Linked DNA regions of Homo sapiens: region 2 is linked to region 1. A link is a loop called in an ENCODE intact Hi-C map of the cell type or tissue named here. Cell type or tissue: Caco-2. All regions are shown on one strand. Each heading gives the region's core, and the rest is flanking DNA. Links, peaks and the distances in the headings are about the cores only.

What was found. Peaks named below come from ENCODE experiments on the same cell type or tissue, not always from the same donor. Only the 100,000 strongest peaks of a DNase experiment are listed, where the experiment ranks them.
Region 2: it touches region 1 in a loop (2.1-fold over the local background); 19 of 110 quality-filtered maps call a loop at or near these places.

The regions. Positions count from the first base shown.
Region 1 is chr18:6,779,551-6,782,468 of GRCh38, reverse strand. The region is part of intron 1 of ARHGAP28 (Rho GTPase activating protein 28); the gene reads right to left. Among named protein-coding and RNA genes, the nearest start is that of ARHGAP28-AS1, 51 kb to the right of the region's middle. In Caco-2, for the core only: no CTCF peak of the experiment used is centred there; DNase peaks (open chromatin) are centred at 998 and 1,218.
Region 2 is chr18:6,731,822-6,734,739 of GRCh38, reverse strand. The region is part of intron 1 of ARHGAP28 (Rho GTPase activating protein 28); the gene reads right to left. Among named protein-coding and RNA genes, the nearest start is that of ARHGAP28-AS1, 3.4 kb to the right of the region's middle. In Caco-2, for the core only: a CTCF peak has its summit at 1,613; no DNase peak of the experiment used is centred there.

The sequences.
Region 1 (2,918 bases), core at 172-2,671:
TCCAGCCTGGGTGACAGAGTGAGACTCTATCTCAAAATAATAATAATAATAATTAATGTCTTGACATTATATATAACAGATAGTGACATATATGTATATTTCAAGGGATTCCTCATTAATACTCTAATCGAGGCTGTTAGGAATAACATTAAAAGATGGAAAGAATAACCTCATATTTGGATTTTCAACGTGCTAAAAAACAGTGAACACTCTTCTACCCATTCACCCTAGAAAACAAGGTTATCTCACCCCCTCAACCCCCCACTCCCTAAACCAAGGACATGCTCTGCTCCTCATCAGTTGCAGTGGCTAAGCACAGCAGACCTTCCCAAGGCTGGGGAGGCAGCTAAAAAAAAAACCAGTTGGAATCTCCAGGAAGTGAGAAATTGGCTTGGGCCTTGACTGATGAATCAGATCTGGGTGCTCTCTGCCAGGATAATATGATAGCTTGTTGACTGATGTGCCCCTCTCTCCACTGCCCTGTCCCCATCCCTAAACCCATATTCCAAGAGATATGGGCTGGCCAGTTTACCACTTGCCCCAGGGAGAATTGTCAGGAAGAAAAATAAAAACAGCAAACAGATTCCAGAATCTTGGCTCTAGTTCAAAAGAGAGACAAAAATAGTTTTGAAAAGAGATATCAACTGGCAAAACAAGTTTTTTTTACCACCCCATCCAAACTAGGGAGAAGGAAAGAATTTGCAGAGGAAAAAATCATTATGAGCAATTAGAGGCCATGTGTTTGGTGTCCCACCCCCAGAACAATGCCACAGTGTGTCAGGTGGGAGCTGGGGCCCTCACAGGCTTCTCCACGAAGTTTGGGAGGATCTAGGAAGACACTTGCTTCCTGCTTCCCTTCTTTTGTGATTAAGGAAGCAGCCTCAGAGACACATCCCATGTCACCAGGGCAAGAAGAATGGGCAGAGACAGCAGCTCCCGCTCCCGCTGGGGAGTGATGGGGTCAGGAGTTCCCTGCACAGCCTGAGGGGTGCCCACTTTAGCTGAGAGAGAAAAGGAAGCAGACAGAGACTGATTGATTCTCAGAGCCTGACAGACGTGCCTGGCTGGAGATAAGGATCCCCGTGGCAGGGGCTGCAGAGTGAACAGTTCCTTCCAGAAACTGGAACAGGACGAAGGCTCAACTCATATCAGAGACCCAGGTGGGAGCCACCCCATAGATCCACTCTTGCATCCCAGCAGCACTGTGTCCAATCCCCTGGGGTCAAAGCTCAGACAGCAGAGGAAGGCTGAGTCACCAACACAGGTCCCCCTGACTGTCCCGACTGCCTCTCCAGATGCAATGGCTTCCAGCAGCAATAGAAGGAAAGGAGGGGAATCAAAGGGAAATATTCTGAATATTCCTGAATTTTAACCAGAAGCAACTTAGAAAGTGCTAAATTGGATCAAGTCGACTGGCTGTGGCTGTGACTAGATGGAGCTTTTCTGCTGTCCGTCAGAAGTGGGGGCTCAGAGTTAGAATATAAATTTTATTACCAGAAATAAAGAAAATTACATTCTGTGACTGTGAAATTCATGGGCATTACAAGACTGATTGAATTTTTTTTTTTTTTTTTGGAGACGGAGTTTTGCTCTTGTTGCCTAGGCTGGAGTGCAAATGGCGTGATCTCGGCTCACTGCAACCTCCACCTCCCGGGTTCAAGAGATTCTCCTGCCTCAGCCTCGTGAGTAGCTGGCATTACAGGCGCCTGCCACGACCATGCCTGGCTAATTTTTGTATTTTTAGTAGAGACGGGGTTTTGCTATCTTGGGCAGGCTGGTCTCGAACTCCTGACCTCAGGTGATCCACCCACCTTGGCCTACCAAAGTGCTGGGATTACAGGCATGAGCCACCGCACCTGGCCTAAGAGACTGATTTTTTTTCTCAGCCTCCATTGCTTAAATGTTATACAGGCATCCCTCAGCATCTGAGGGGGATTGGTTCCATACCCCTCCCCACAACTAATACCAAATTCCACCGATGCTCAAGTCCATTACATAAAATGGCGTAGTGTTTGCATATAACTTAAGCACATCCTCCCAACACTTTAAGTCATCTCTAGATCACGTATAATACCCAGCACAATGTAAACCCTATGTAAAGAGTTACACTGTATTGGTTTTTTAATTTGTATTTTTAATTGTCGTAGTTAGTTTTTATTGTTTTTTTTTCCCCAAATATTTTTGATTCAAGGTTGGTTCAATCTGCCCATGCAGAACCTGTAGATACCAAGGGCTGACTTTATGTGAATGCTTGGTTAAGATCCAATTCTATCCAGAAGCAGCAGCTCAGTGGTCTCGCTTCTGCATATGACCAGCTGATTCTGGGCAGCCATCTGGCCTTGTCACTGAGCTTCCCTGAACTCCAGTTGAAAGCTGGGGTGGGCTTGTAGGTCCAGCTCATGTCCAACAAGCAACAGCCCTGCCTGGAAGCACCTGGACCTCTTCTGCTCTCCTCTCCTTTCCAACGTCTTGCTGCAAGCCTCATATTTCCCATGAAGTTCCCTTAACTGTTCTAGTTCATAGGGATCATTCTTATGTAAGCTAGGGACTCTCAGGTTCAAAGTTAGTGACATTTCGAGTTATCTTTGATTTACTTTTGTAGCAGGATGGTTGAATTTCTTTCAGAAGCCTGTTAGAAAGATGCACGTAGGTCAGTGTAATTTTGAAGCAATAAAGAATTGGCAGAGGCCTGCATGAGTCTTGACAAATGGATTTGTACCATTACCTAACACAGCTTCTCTGATAATGAGGAAGATGTTTAAAATGCTATACAAAAATAGGCAGATGTTTCTGCTGTCCATAAGGCCAGGCAAGCACTTGAATGTGACCTCCAACCTAGAACTGGGGCAGATAGTGGTCATACAATGGCTGTTAAGGAGATCGGGGTATACCTGTACCTTGGAAACTATATATTGAAA
Region 2 (2,918 bases), core at 207-2,706, 48 kb after region 1:
CTCATACGGGCCTACATAAATGCTTAGTAAGAGTTAGCACCTGGAAGTAAATGTTTTCTTAATTAATTAATTTCAGTCCAGGAAAGTACCAATAAATCTATCACTAAAAGTTGCTAAATTTAGTTTTTCCTCAATATAAAATATTTACTTTCTAATCATCCATTCCATTTTAATCAAATTATCTTATTATTAAGAATAGTTAAGAAACAATAGCCCCCTCACAGAAGTTTAAACATTGCTGTAGAATTAGAATTCCTAGGATAACCTTGGTTAGCTTCTATATTTGTTTTCGAGGAAGAGTTGGCTGTTTCCCTCCTCTATTTTTGTCCTCTCTCGGGAAGTTTATGGTATAACTAGATAAATATCAGAAATAATCATGGCCATTTTCTACTATACCTTCACAAAAAAAACATTGTACTTCATTATTTGTATATACTCAGGAAACCCTTGAAAAACAAAATCTAGCTTTATCCTCAGCTACGTTTCATTTTATCAGTGAAATTATTTTGTATGTTTGTCAATAGTCTCACTCTGGATTCTGAATAGAAGCTTAGCCTCTCTAAAAATCATGATTCTAATTTCAACCATTTAACAGAACTGATAATTTATAGTTAGTTTATTCTCTTTCTTCCTTTACAATAGGATGTGGATATACAATTTTGTGAAATAAAGAATTAGTTCTCTTCCTCCCAACAAATACTTATGACTTGTGAGTCTCTTTGCTGCATGAATAAATTTCGCAGTGGTTGGAATCCCCCATGATCTAGAAATGCACTGTAGACACCAACTAGGACTCCCTGCCACTGTTAAGCACATAAAGGTGCTAAACACAGAAGGTAATTGGTGTTCCTCATTAGGAATAAGTCTAAACTGTCCAGAAACACAAGCTGAGAATGTTTTTTTGTTGTTGTTGTAATATCAAATCAGTTGACCAAAATGGAAAATAAGTGAGAATGAAATATGTTTGCTAAAACTTCCTCTGAGAGAATTATGCTCTTGCTTTAAACTACTTAAAAGTTTGTATGCCTATTAGGGACAGAAAGATGTTGTATCTTGATGGTTTTCTTGCCTTTTAGCTCCAAAGAAACAAATTAAAATTCATGTTACAAGTATGCCATGCTACTGAAAAGTAATAGCCAAAATAGACTTTGTGGAGTCCTTGAAATTAATTCCTAAGAAAACTTTGAAAGATAAAAGTAGTATGAGAAAATAGAATTAATTATGAGAATTAACAAGCAAGTCTATCCATCCTCACACTCTATTAGAATCAAGAAATATGGTGATAGAAATTATATATAAAAAAAGAAATAACTCTTAAAGAAACGGGGGGTGTGGGAAGGAATCCCAAAAGCTCAAAAGGAAATATGTATAACAGTATTTTAAATGCCACAGCAGACTGCCCCATGCAAATTTAAAGAGCAAAAACAGAACAGGACAAGATGGACAAAGGATAATCTATATATTAAAAATAAACATATTAATTTATACATTCTGAATACTGATTTTAAAAAAAGAACTTAAATCTGAGGATTCCTTACTGTCAATATATCGCAACCTAGAATCTTTTAGGTACCCACAACTCCCTCTAAAGGCCAGTGCATTTATGTGACTTCAGGTGGTTTCACTTATTATGCTCCATACATAGTTTTAACTATTTTATAAAATGAGGTAAGAATGAGTGATCCCTTTGATTCTTCGGTTGCAAGATTGGAGCTATAAAACTCAGATATTTGAGTTTTAAATGGCCCCCTTTTTTTTTCTTGACAAACAAGGCTTTCTTGACCTTATTTTGTTTGTCCGCTTCTGATAGTGATGCAAGTACCAAAAGTTTGACTCTCCTCTTTACAGCAACAACACCTGATTAAAAGTGATAACCGTAGGGATACAGCTAATATATCTGGTGCTTCCTCTGCGTTAGTCAATATCCTAAGCAGCGGAAGTAAATTGCCCAAGGCCACATTGTAGTAATTGGTGTAGAGTCAAGGTCTGCCAATCTGACCTCAAGCCTGAGGAACTGACAAGTACATTTCACTGGCTACTCACTTTACGAAAACAAAATAAAATAAGTAAAATAAAATAAAATGAGCAGCCCTAAAAGAAACTGCCTCAATGTTGAAGGGAAACAGGGAGAGTGTGGCAAACAAGCACAGCAGCCCCCATGATGGAGCAGCTCAGCTTCAGCTAGGGATGGCAGGCAGCAGGGCAGGCCTGAGCTGCTGGGTCCTTCAATTTTTTTTTTAAATGGTTAGCTAAAAATCCAGATTTACATCTGAAGCCTCTTGATGTAGAAATATTGTCACTTATTTCCTCTTTTTTTCTCAAAGTCTTGCTGGTTTGAAAGGTAAAGGGCCACATTCTTGGGGCAGGGACTATGTCCCGTTTATCTCTGTAACCCAAATGCCTAACACGTTGCTGGCCATGGAGGTGCAAACAGGTTGAGGTTGGCAGTTAAAAATCCCACCATTTTATCTTGGCTATTTTGTAATCTTGGCAGGAATTCATTAATTTACTCAACAAATATTTATTGGGCTACTACAATGTACCAGATACTGCTCTAGGGATATAATAGTGGAAAAAATGACCAAATAGAAAGATACTATATTCTATTTTACTGGGAAAAGGCTAGAAAAAAAAAAACCTTAAAAACATATAAACTCAGGTGTAGTGGGGGTCTGGAAAATAAAAAAGAATGGTTTGCTTTGAATTGAACCTATGCCACCAAGAGCTAAAAAATAACGCAGATACAAAAGTCCACGCTTTCTAGGGCCATTCTGGTCATTGCTCCACAAATAGGTTACAAATGTGTAAGCAATTTAAAGGAAAGGGTATTCTTGAAAGAGAGAGTGCTTTCTTCAGAGGTAGAACAATATGATCTTGCTTCTTGGCTTGAAAGGAAGTATTGATCATTAGTTAGTGAG